2 separate regions of the Homo sapiens genome follow, and region 1 is linked to region 2. Evidence: chromatin loops called from intact Hi-C (ENCODE). Cell type or tissue: K562. All regions are shown on one strand. Links, peaks and the distances in the headings refer to the core of each region. The heading gives the core; the rest is flanking DNA.

Region 1 (5,264 bases), core at 511-4,510, 110 kb before region 2:
AGTATGGTCATTTTCACCATATTGATTCTACCCATCCATTAGGATGGGATGTGTTTCCATTTGTTTGTGTTGTCTGGGATTTCTTTCAGCAGTGTTTTGTAGTTTCCCTTGTAGAGGTCTTTCACCTCCTTGGTTAGGTATATTCCTAAGTTGTTTTTTTTTTTTTTTTTTTTTTTTTTTTTTGCAGCTATTGTAAAAGGGGTTGATTCTTGATTTGATTCTCAACCTGGTCACTGTTGGTGTACAGAAGAGGTGCTGATTAGTGTACAATAATTTTGTGTCCGGGAACTTTGCTGAATTCTTTTATCAGTTCCAGGAGCTTTCTGGAGGAGGCTTTAGGGTTTTCTAGGTAAACAATCATATCAGCAAACAGCAACAGTTTGACTTCCTCTTTACTGATGTGGATGCCCTTTATCTCTTTCTCTTGTCAGATAGCTCTGGCTAGGACTTTCAGTACTGTGCTGAAGGGGAGTAGTGAAAGCTAGCAGCCTTGTATTGTTCCTGTTCTCAGAGGGAATGCTTTCAACTTTTCCCCATTCAGTATTATGTTGGCTGTGGGTTTGTCATAGATGGCTTTTATTATATTGAGGTATATCCCTTGTATGCTGATTTTGCCAAGAGTTTTAATCATAAAGTGATGCTGGATTTTGTTGAATGCTTTTTCTGCTTCTATTGAGATGATCATGTGATTTTTAATTCTGTTTATGTGGTGTATCACATTTATTAACTTGTGTATGTTAAACCATCCCTGTATCCCTGGTATGAAACCCACTTGAACATAGTGAATTGTCTTTTTGATATATTGTGGATTTGGTTAGCAAGTATTTTGTTAAGGATTTTAGTATCTGTGTTCATCAGGGTTATTGGTCTGTAGTTTTCTTTTTTTGGTTATGTCCTTTCCTGGTTTTAGTATTAGCGTGATAATGGCTTCATAGAATGATTTAGGGAGGGTTCCCTCTTTCTCTATCTTGTAGAATAGTGTCAATAAGATTGGTACCAATTCTTTCAGTGTCTGGTAGAATTCTGCTGTGAATCCATCTGGTCCTGGACTTTTTTTTTGATAGTAATTTTTAAATTACCATTTCAGTCTCACTACTTGTTATTGGTCAGTTCAGGGTATCTAATTTATCCTGATTTAAGCTAGGAAGGTTGTATCTTTTCAAGAATTTATCCATTTCTTCTAGGTTTTCTAGTCTGTGGATGTAAAGGTCTTCATAGTAGCCTTGAAGGGTCTTTTGTATTTCTTTGGCGTCAGTTGTAATTTCACATGTATTGTTTCTCACTGAGCTTATATCGATTTTCTCTCTTCTTTTCTTAGTTAATCTTGTTAATGGTCTCTCAGGTTTATCATTTGAAAGAACCAGCTTTTTGTTTCATTTATCTTTTGTATTTTTTTTTTGATTGTTTCAGTTTCGTTTAGTTCTGCTCTGATCTTGGTTATTTACTTTCTTCTGCAAGGCTTGGGTTTGGTTTGTTCTTGTTTCTCTGGTTCCTTGAGGTGTGACCTTAGATTGTCTGTCTGTGCTCTTTCAGACTTTTTGATGTTGGTGTTTAGGGCTATGAGCTTTCCTCTAAGCACTGCCTTTGCTGTGTCCCAGAGGTTTTGATAGGTTGTGTCACTATTGTCATTCAGTTCAAAGAATTTTTTAAATTCCATTTTGATTTCATTTTTGACCCACTGATTATTCAGGAGCAGGTTGTTTAATTTCCATGTATTTGCGTGGCTTTGGAGGTTCCTTTTGGGGTTGATTTCCAGTTTTATCCCACTGTGGTTTGAAAGAGTGCTTGATATAATTTCAGTTTTCTTAAATTTATTGAGGCTCATTTTGTGCCCCATTGTGTGGTCTGTCTTGGAGAAAGTTCCACACCTTGTTGAATAGAATGTATATTCTGTGGTTGTTGGATGGAATGTTCTGTATATATCTGCTAAGTTCATTTGTTCCAAGGTATAGTTTAAATCCATTGTTTCTTTGTTGACTTTCTGTCTTAATGACCTATCTACTGCTGTCAGTGGAGTATTGAAGTCCCCCACTATTATTGTGTTGCTGTCTATCTCATTTCTTAGGTCTGTTAGTAATTGTTTTATAAATTTGGGAACTCCAGTGTCAGGTGCATGTATTTTTAGGATTGTGATATTTTCCTGTTGGACAAGGCCTTTTATCATTATATAATGTCCCTCCTTGTCTTTTTTAACTGCTGTTGCTTTAAAGTTTCTTTTGTCTGGTATAAGAATAGCTACTCCTGCTTGCTTTTGGTGTCCTTTTGCATAAAATGTCTTTTTCCACCCCTCTGCCTTAAGTTTGTGTGAGTCTTTATATGTTAGCTAGGTGAGTCTCCTGAAGGCAGCAGATAATTGGTTGGTGGATACGTATCCATTCTGCATTTCTGTATCTTCTAAGTGGAACATTTAGGCCATTTACATTCAATATTAGTATTGAGATGTGAGGTACCATTTTATTCACCATGGTATTCGTTGCCTGTATACATTAGATTTTGTTTTTGTTTTTTAAATTGTATTTTTGTTTTTGTTTTTTAAAATTGTATTTTTGTTTTATAGGTCCTGTGAGATTTATGCTTTAAAGTGGTTCTATTTTGATGTGCTTCCAGGATTTATTTCAAGATTTAGAGCTCCTTTTAGCAGCTCGTGTAGTGGTGGCTTGGTAGTGGCGAATTCTCTCGGCATTTGTTTGTCTGAAAAAGACTGTATCTTTCTTTCATATATGAAGCTTAGTTTCACTGGATACAAAATGCTTGACAAAAATCATTTTGTTTGAGGAGACTGAAGATAGGGCCCCAATCCCTCCTAGCTTGTAGGGTTTCTGCTTAGGTATCTGCTGTTAATCTGATAGGTGTTCCTTTGTAGGTTACCTGGTGCTTTTTTCTCACAGGTCTTAAAATTCTTTCCTTCATCTTAACTTTAGATAACCTGATGTCAGTGTGCCTAGGCAGTAATCTTTTTGTGATGAATTTTGCAGGTGTTCCTTTTGCTTCTTCTATTTGGATGTCTAGGTCTCTAGCAAGGTCAGGGAAGTTTTCCTCGATTATTCCCCCAAGTATGTTTTCCAAACTTTTCAATTTCTCTTCTTCCTTGGGGACACCGATTATTCTTAGATTTGGTTGTTTAACATAAGCCCAGACTGTTTGGAGCCTTTGTTCGTATTTTCTGATTTTTTTGGTCTTTGTTGGAGTTTGTGAATTAGAAGACCTTGTCTTCAAGCTCTGAATTTTTCTTCTACTTTTTCAGTTTTATTGCTGAGACTTTCCAGAGCATTTTGCGTTTCTATGAGTGTCCATTGTTTTCTGAAGTTTTGATTGTTTTTTATTTATACTGTTTCCCTGAATATTTCTTCCTTCACTTCGTGTAATATTTTTTGGATTTCCTTACATTGTGGCCACCTTTCTCTGGTGTCTCCCCTATTAGCTTAATAACTATCCTCCTGAATTGTTTTTCAGGTACATCAGGGATTTCTTCTTGGTTTGGTTCCATTGCTGGTGAGCCAGTGTGTGATTTTGGGGGGTGTTAAAGAACCTTGTTTTGTCATATTACCAGAGTTGGTTTTCTGGTTCCTTCTCATTTGGTTCCTTCTCTCTGTCAGAGGAAAGGTCTAGCGCTAAAGGCTGTTGTTCAGATTCTTTTGTCCCATGAGGTGTTCCCTTGATGTAGTACTCTCCCCCTTTTCCCATGGATGTGGCTTCCTGGGAGCCGAGTTGTAGTGATTATCTCTCTTCTGGATCTAGCCACCCAGCAAGTCTACCAGGCTCTGGGCTGGTATTGCAGGTTGTCTGCAGAGTCCTGTGATGTGAACCATCTGTGAGTCTCTCAGCTGTGTATACCAGCACAGTATTTGGGGTGTCTCCAGGGTCTTGCAGGAGGAATCTGCTTCCTTCAGGGGGTCTGTGGGTCCTTTCAGGTTTCCTGATTTATTCCTGCAGTCGTTCTGGAGCAAAAATTCATGATGCGAGCCTCCACATGCTGCTCTGTCCATCCGAGTTAGAGCTGCAGTCTAGTCCTGCCTCCTGTCTGCCATGATCCATCCATTTTCTTGGGCCTCAGATTCCTCATTTGTGAAATGAGACTAGAAAAGCCTCTGGCTCCATAGGCTTATGTGATACAATACTGTGGGATACTTAGTACATAGAGTAAGTCCTCAGTGTTAGCTACTGTTATCATGTGACACTACAAACAATAGTTTAGAAATAATTCGGAATTGGATAGACCTGATACCTGGTCTAACTCTGCTTTTAGCTTTGAATGAGAGTTTCAGCCACTTCTTTGGACTTAGTTTTTAGTTTTTTAAAAATATTTTTAAAAGAGAGATCATAAGGCCCAACTTACGGGATTTTTGTTGATGTTTAAAGGAGTATATAGTTAAAACAGTGCCCAGAAGAGTAAATACAAAATAAATGCTAGATTTCTCTTCCATTCCACTCCCTACCCTCTGCTTTTTTTTTTTTTTTTTGATCATCCATGCCCTGATCTTTTTCCAGAAGAGATTCACTTAATCCTATGACAGTGCAGTTCAGACCTGACTGGAGTACTACAAATGTAGTTTGATCTGTGCCTGGTAGATAATTTAAATTGACCAACTCCAAGGTAGTTATATGTTAAGTCAGCATTTGTCTTCCTTTTTGTTCACAAATAAAAGCAAGAGCCTTTTTACTTTCCAAATGATTTTAAAATTTAGATTGAATTTGTCCAAAGGAAGAAAAATATATTTAATTTTTTTTTCTTTTTTTGAGACGGGGTCTCACTCTGTTGCCCAGGTTGGAGTGCAGTGGCATGATCATGGCTTACTGCAGTCTTGAACTCCTGGACTTAAGCGATTGCCCCACCTCAGGCTTGTCAGTAGCTGGGACTACAGGTGTGTGTCACCACGCCTGACTAACTTTTTAAAATTTTTGTAAAGATGGCATCTCTGTTGCCCATGCTGGTCCTGAACTCCTGGGCTCAAGCAGTCCTCCTGCGTCAGCCTCCAACATGCTAGGTGACTATAGGTGTGAACCATTGCACCAGGACTTTAATATTTTTGTTAAGAAATTGTTGCTGTTAAAAACAATCATAATTCAGTCTCCTCTGTACTAGTGTTACCAGCTGACGTACCATTTTTTGTTTAAAATCTAAACAGCAAGCATATTTAGTAAATATCTCATCCTTACCTGTGAAACTTATAGCATATGACGTAACAGAGGTATGACTGATGGATGTTTTCTCGTGTTTACTTATTCCTTTTTGAGGAACTGAAGAGCAATAATGGTTTATGCAT
Region 2 (5,264 bases), core at 784-4,783:
CTCAAACTACCTATAAAAATGAGTACCATCATTTAAGGGTGGTTAAGTGCTGAGGTACACAATGAGTACAGTAGAGGTGAGAACCAGCATTTGCTGAGAGTTTTTTTTTTTAAATCATGAAATGATGTTGAATTATGTTGAATGATTTTTCAGCATCAGTTTATATGATCATATAAATATCTTTAGTTTGTAGACATGGTGGATTACATTGATTGATTTACAAATGTTGTAACAGGCTTGCATGCCTGGAATAAATTCCACTGATTATTGTTAGACACAGTAGTCTCCCCTTATCTGTGCAGGATACATTCCAAGACCCCCAGTGGATGCATTAAACCACAAATAGTACCAAACCTGATTGCTATAAATTAGAACACATTTCTGTTCATGTCTTCCACAAATTTAATGCCTTTTCCACCTTCACTAAGCACTTATCATGCATTGTGGCCATAACTTGCAGTTTGAGGTGGGACAGCAAAACTAGCAAGAAAATCTTTTTCCTTTTTCCCGATTTCATGAATAGAAGATTCGTTCTTACTATACGTCTTAGCAATCTCAGCATAAGATTTCTTTCCTTTCCTTGTTAAATCAAGAAGTCTTACCTTTCCAATTTAAGAAACCACTTTATGGCATCTCTTTGGCAAATTGGAATTGCCAGCATCACTGCTGTTGCCCTTTGGCGTCATTATTAAATAATATAAGGATGACTTAAACACAACCGCTGTGATGCTGTGACAGTTGATCTGATAGAATTTAGAAGGCAGCAAAGTGACTAATGGGCAGGTAGCCTATAGAAGTGTGTACAGGCTTAACAAAGGGGTGATTCATGTCCTGGGTGGGCCAGAGTGAGATTTCATCATGCTACCCAGAATGGTATGCAATTTAAAACTTATGAATTGTTTATTTCTTGAATTTTCCATGTAATATTTTCTGACCACAGTTGACAGTAGATAACTGAAACCTCAGAAAGTGAAACTATGGTGAGGGGGAACTGCTGTAATTATTTTTCTATATTGCCAGACTTGATTTGCTAACATTTTGTTGATGATTTTGCATCTAAGTTCATGAGAAATATTGGTCTGTTATTTTCTGTTTTGTACTTCCCTTTGGTTTTGTTGTGCCTTGGTCTTTTTGTACTGTATTGTCTTGGTATAACAGTAATAATAATAGTTATAAAATCAGGTGTTTCCCCTCATCCTTTATTTCCTGGAACAGATTATATAAAATTGATGTGTTTGGGAAGAAAAGTGTCTTTTCCTCTCTCTTAGGTCCTCACATCTTAGGTTCATGGCTGAGGCCAGTATAAGAAAAGACAGATTAACAAGAGAAAAGATACATTTATATAATAGGAGTTTTACATGGCACACAGCCCTCGTAAGGGAAAGGAACCTGAAGAAAGAGGTAAATCTGTGTGTGGGTTGTCTTTTTTTTTTTTGAAACGGAGTTTTGCCCTTGTCGCCCAGGTTGGAGTGCAATGGCACAATCTTGGCTCATTGCAACTTCCACCTCCTGGGTTCAAGCGATTCTCCTGCCTTAGCCTCCTGAGTAGCTGAAATTACAAGCACCCGCCACCTGGTCCAGCTAATTTTTCTATTTTTAGTAGAGACGGTGTTTCGCCACGTTGGCCAGGCTGGTCCCGAGCTCCTGACCTCTGGTGATCCACCTGCCTCCGCCTCCCAGAGTGTTGGGATTACAGGCATGAGCCACTGCATCTGGCCATCTTTTTTTTTTTTTTTTTTTTTTTTTTTTAAAGGCGAAAAAGTATCACCATGTTGCCCAGGCTGGACTCCAGGGCTCAAGGTATCTACTGGCCGCAGCCTCCCAAGTAGTTGGGGCTACAGGGGTGCATACTCTGCGCTTGGCCTAAACCTGTGTACTTTTAGTGCTAGGTTTGATGAAGAAGTGGATAGTGTGTGTATGACTGGATTAAAAAGTATGACCTAATGGTAATAAACCGGAGGGAACATAGCAAGGTGTTATTCAGGTTCTTCTCTGTGACCCTAAATCATCAGAAATCAGGATGTTCCTTTCCTCTGAGTATAGGAAGGACACCTCTCAAATGAGGATCTTATGACTTGCTTCATGGGAATGTCAGAAAATCCTTTTTAGATTTTATGACCTGGGTCAGGGGAGAAGAGCTGGAGGAAGGTAAGAGTGGTGTACCTGCTTCTGAGATTTTCTCAAATTTTTCCAGCTTAAAATATTTTGGAGGAGTGTGTACTGAACCTTATTAGATGTTAATTCTACTTTAAATCTGGTAGAAGTGTGGTAGAATTTTCCTGTGAAACTATCTGAGCCTGGAGATTTTGTCTGTCATCTCCACTCTAACATTGAGTGCATCCAGCGAGTTCATTTGGGCTATTATATTTTCAGTTCTATAATTTCTATTTGGTTATTTTTTTAATTGTGTTTCTTTGCTGAGATTTTCCATTTTTTGAGAGAGATTTTTGAAGGTTTTTTGAAATACGTCTTTGATGGTTACTTTAAAATCCTGTCAGATAATTTAAACATTTGATTCATCTTAGTTTTGACATCTGTTGGTTGTTTTTTTCATTCATATTATGATTTCCTGGTTCTTGGGATGACAGTGATTTTTGGATATTATGAGGCTTTGAATGTTTTTTGTTGTTGTTGAAGTGTAACATGAGGGCTAGGTGAGTATATTCTCACCTTCCCACTGCCTGCCCTTTCCCCCAGTACCACTACAGCAAAGTGGGACACTGACTTACATTGCCTTTACAGATAGGATGTGGATGTTCACCTCCTCAGCCCACTGATGCCTTCTTGCGAAAGTGGTCTACCTCCCTTCCTGTTTGCCTCTGGTTTGAGTTTAACATTGGTCCCCTGCTGAACCCACTGCTACAGGAGTAGGAGGGGAAAGTGGAGTGCCCACCAGCTCTGCATTCCTTCACCTTTTTGGCTTCATTGGTACAAAGTGGGTTGGGACTCTGCTTCCCTCTGGGCTTTGCTGATCCTGATGGGTGGAGTGGAGAACAGGAGTGCTGAGTAGCCCTGCTTGACACTGCCTCTTCAGTCTGTCAGCATGAAATAAATATATAGAGACAAGTCTCCAAGCAAAGGTTTTATTTGGAAATAATATACAGGAATTGCAGTTCAGAACACAAAAACTGGGGTAGCCCCTAGGTGTGTCTGAAGAACAAAGGAAAAGTCTGGGGCTTTACTGGGGGAACAGAGGAAGCTTATGTAATTTGTTTTGCAAGTTCATTGGTGTTGGCAGTGTCTTACAGGGGCTGGTGAATTCTGATTGGTGAGTGACAGTTTCTAGGTAAAACTTGTAAGCTTAAAGTTATGGCAGGCTGTTGCGGTTTTGGACTGGGCTTGTGAGATAGTTCCTAGAATGTTTTTCCCTAAGACTCCTCCCACTTTATTTTTGTTGGGTATGACAAAAAAATCTCCTTTGCATAATCAGTTTTCACAAGTCTCTTTGCTTCTGGGTAGGTATGGAGACCCAGCTTCCATTGGGCATCAGTAACACCAAGGGTAGGAGAAAAGTAGAATACCAATTAGCCCCCACTTGTACAGTCTCTTTGTTCCTGTCTGGTAGTTCAGGCTCAACTCTTTCCTGCGTCCCACTAACAACAGACATAGTGGCGATTAGCTGTGCTTTGGATTTCCTTCTTAATAAAGTCTCCTTGCTGCTGGGTCAGGATGGAGGCTTAGCTTGCTGCTGCACCCTGTAGACACTAATCAGTTGGAGGAATGCGATCCACAGAGGGGAATGTAAAATCAGTTCCTCCTGCTTCTGCCCCAGTGAAAGTACCCTTAGCCTATCTGGTAGATGATGGAAAATTAGCCTGCCAAACTTCCTGATTGACTACTGTTGGGTAAGTTAGGCTACCTGCAAGGACGGAATAGGTTAGAGATTTTTGGAGTGGAAATTTAATGTACCATTTGGCCTGCTGAAAGTGGGTGGTAAAGCTGTTTTTCCATTGATGATTGGCTGATACTGCCAAAAATGCTTTTTGTTGTTTGCCCACCCTTTTTATGATCATTGCTTTGCTAGTTAGGAACAGGCTTTCCTTGGAGTTTTTTTTTTTTTTTTTTTTTTTTTTTTCCTCTGCCTGTTGGTGGTTCTACATCGGAGTCTTCTCTATCACCCTGTTTGGGATATATGGGAGGCAATAAGGAGATGCAGGGGACTCATTGCCATGTTATTTATCAAATAGTGACGTCCCTAGGCAGCCAGCCTTCTTTTTTTCTACCTTTCAGCGATGTCCTGTGCTTTTCTTGTTGTGTTGTGTTTTGGGTTTTTTAGTTGTAAGAGGAATGACCTGGGAGCTCTGGGGCTTTCCACGTTGATGCAACCAGAGAGCCTTCAAAATATTGTTTTTGTTCACATAGAAGCACTCAAAAATAAAATTAAATCTCATTATTATAGTGGAGTAATATTTGGTGAGAATTTTTTCCATGAAGATTTTCATCAATTTGGACATCGGGCTGTGATTCATTATTACCATTTCCCCTGTTAGAATAACAGGATTATTTTCCTATAAAAAAAGGAGTGCTTTGTCTTTTAATGTGGTAAAATATATATAACATAAAATTTATAATTTAGCCATTTTTAAGCATACACTTCAGAGGCGTTAATTACATTCACGATGTTGTGCAATCATCACACTGTTTCTAAAACTTAAAAAGATTTATGGACTTTTTTTTAAGAAGTTTTAAGTTTACAGAAAAATGTAAAGGAAGTATAGAGTGTTTCCATGTACTCTCTCCTTCCCCCACTTATTAACGTCTTGCATTAGTGTGATGTGTTTGTTAAAACTGATGAGCCAAATACATCCTGTATGTTCTGACAAATGTATGACATGTATGCACCATTACAGTATCATACAAAATAGTTTCACTGTGCTAAAAATTCTTTGTGTCTACCTGTTCATCCCTTCATCTTTCACTTCCTCATCCCCCACCAACCCCTAATAACCAATGATCTTTTTGCCATCTCCATCGTTTTGCTTTTTTCAGAATGTTGTATCAGAATCATACAGTAGGTATCCTTTTCAGATTGGCTTCTTTGACTCTTAGCAAGGTACGTTTAAGGTTCTTCTGTGTCTTTGTGGCTTAATAAGCTTTTTGTTACTGAATATTTTCCAAAGCACTCTCATTATACTTGATATGATTTGGATGTGTGTCCCCTCCAAATCTCGCTGAAATGTGATCCCCAGTGTTGGAGGCGGGGCCTAGTGGGAGTTGTTGATCATGGGATGGGATCCCTCCTGAATGGCTTGGTACCATCCACT

The links. Hi-C counts contacts between places; a loop is a spot of excess contacts. Peaks named below come from ENCODE experiments on the same cell type or tissue, not always from the same donor. Only the 100,000 strongest peaks of a DNase experiment are listed, where the experiment ranks them.
Region 1: a loop joins it to region 2, with 2.5 times the contacts of the local background. A loop is called at or near these places in 1 of 110 quality-filtered maps.

What each region holds. Positions count from the first base shown.
Region 1 is chr6:45,289,653-45,294,916 of GRCh38, reverse strand. The region is part of intron 2 of SUPT3H (SPT3 homolog, SAGA and STAGA complex component); the gene reads left to right. Among named protein-coding and RNA genes, the nearest start is that of RUNX2, 36 kb to the left of the region's middle. In K562, for the core only: no CTCF peak of the experiment used is centred there; no DNase peak of the experiment used is centred there.
Region 2 is chr6:45,183,587-45,188,850 of GRCh38, reverse strand. All of the region lies in intron 2 of SUPT3H (SPT3 homolog, SAGA and STAGA complex component), which reads left to right. Among named protein-coding and RNA genes, the nearest start is that of MIR586, 12 kb to the left of the region's middle. In K562, for the core only: no CTCF peak of the experiment used is centred there; a DNase peak (open chromatin) is centred at 3,260.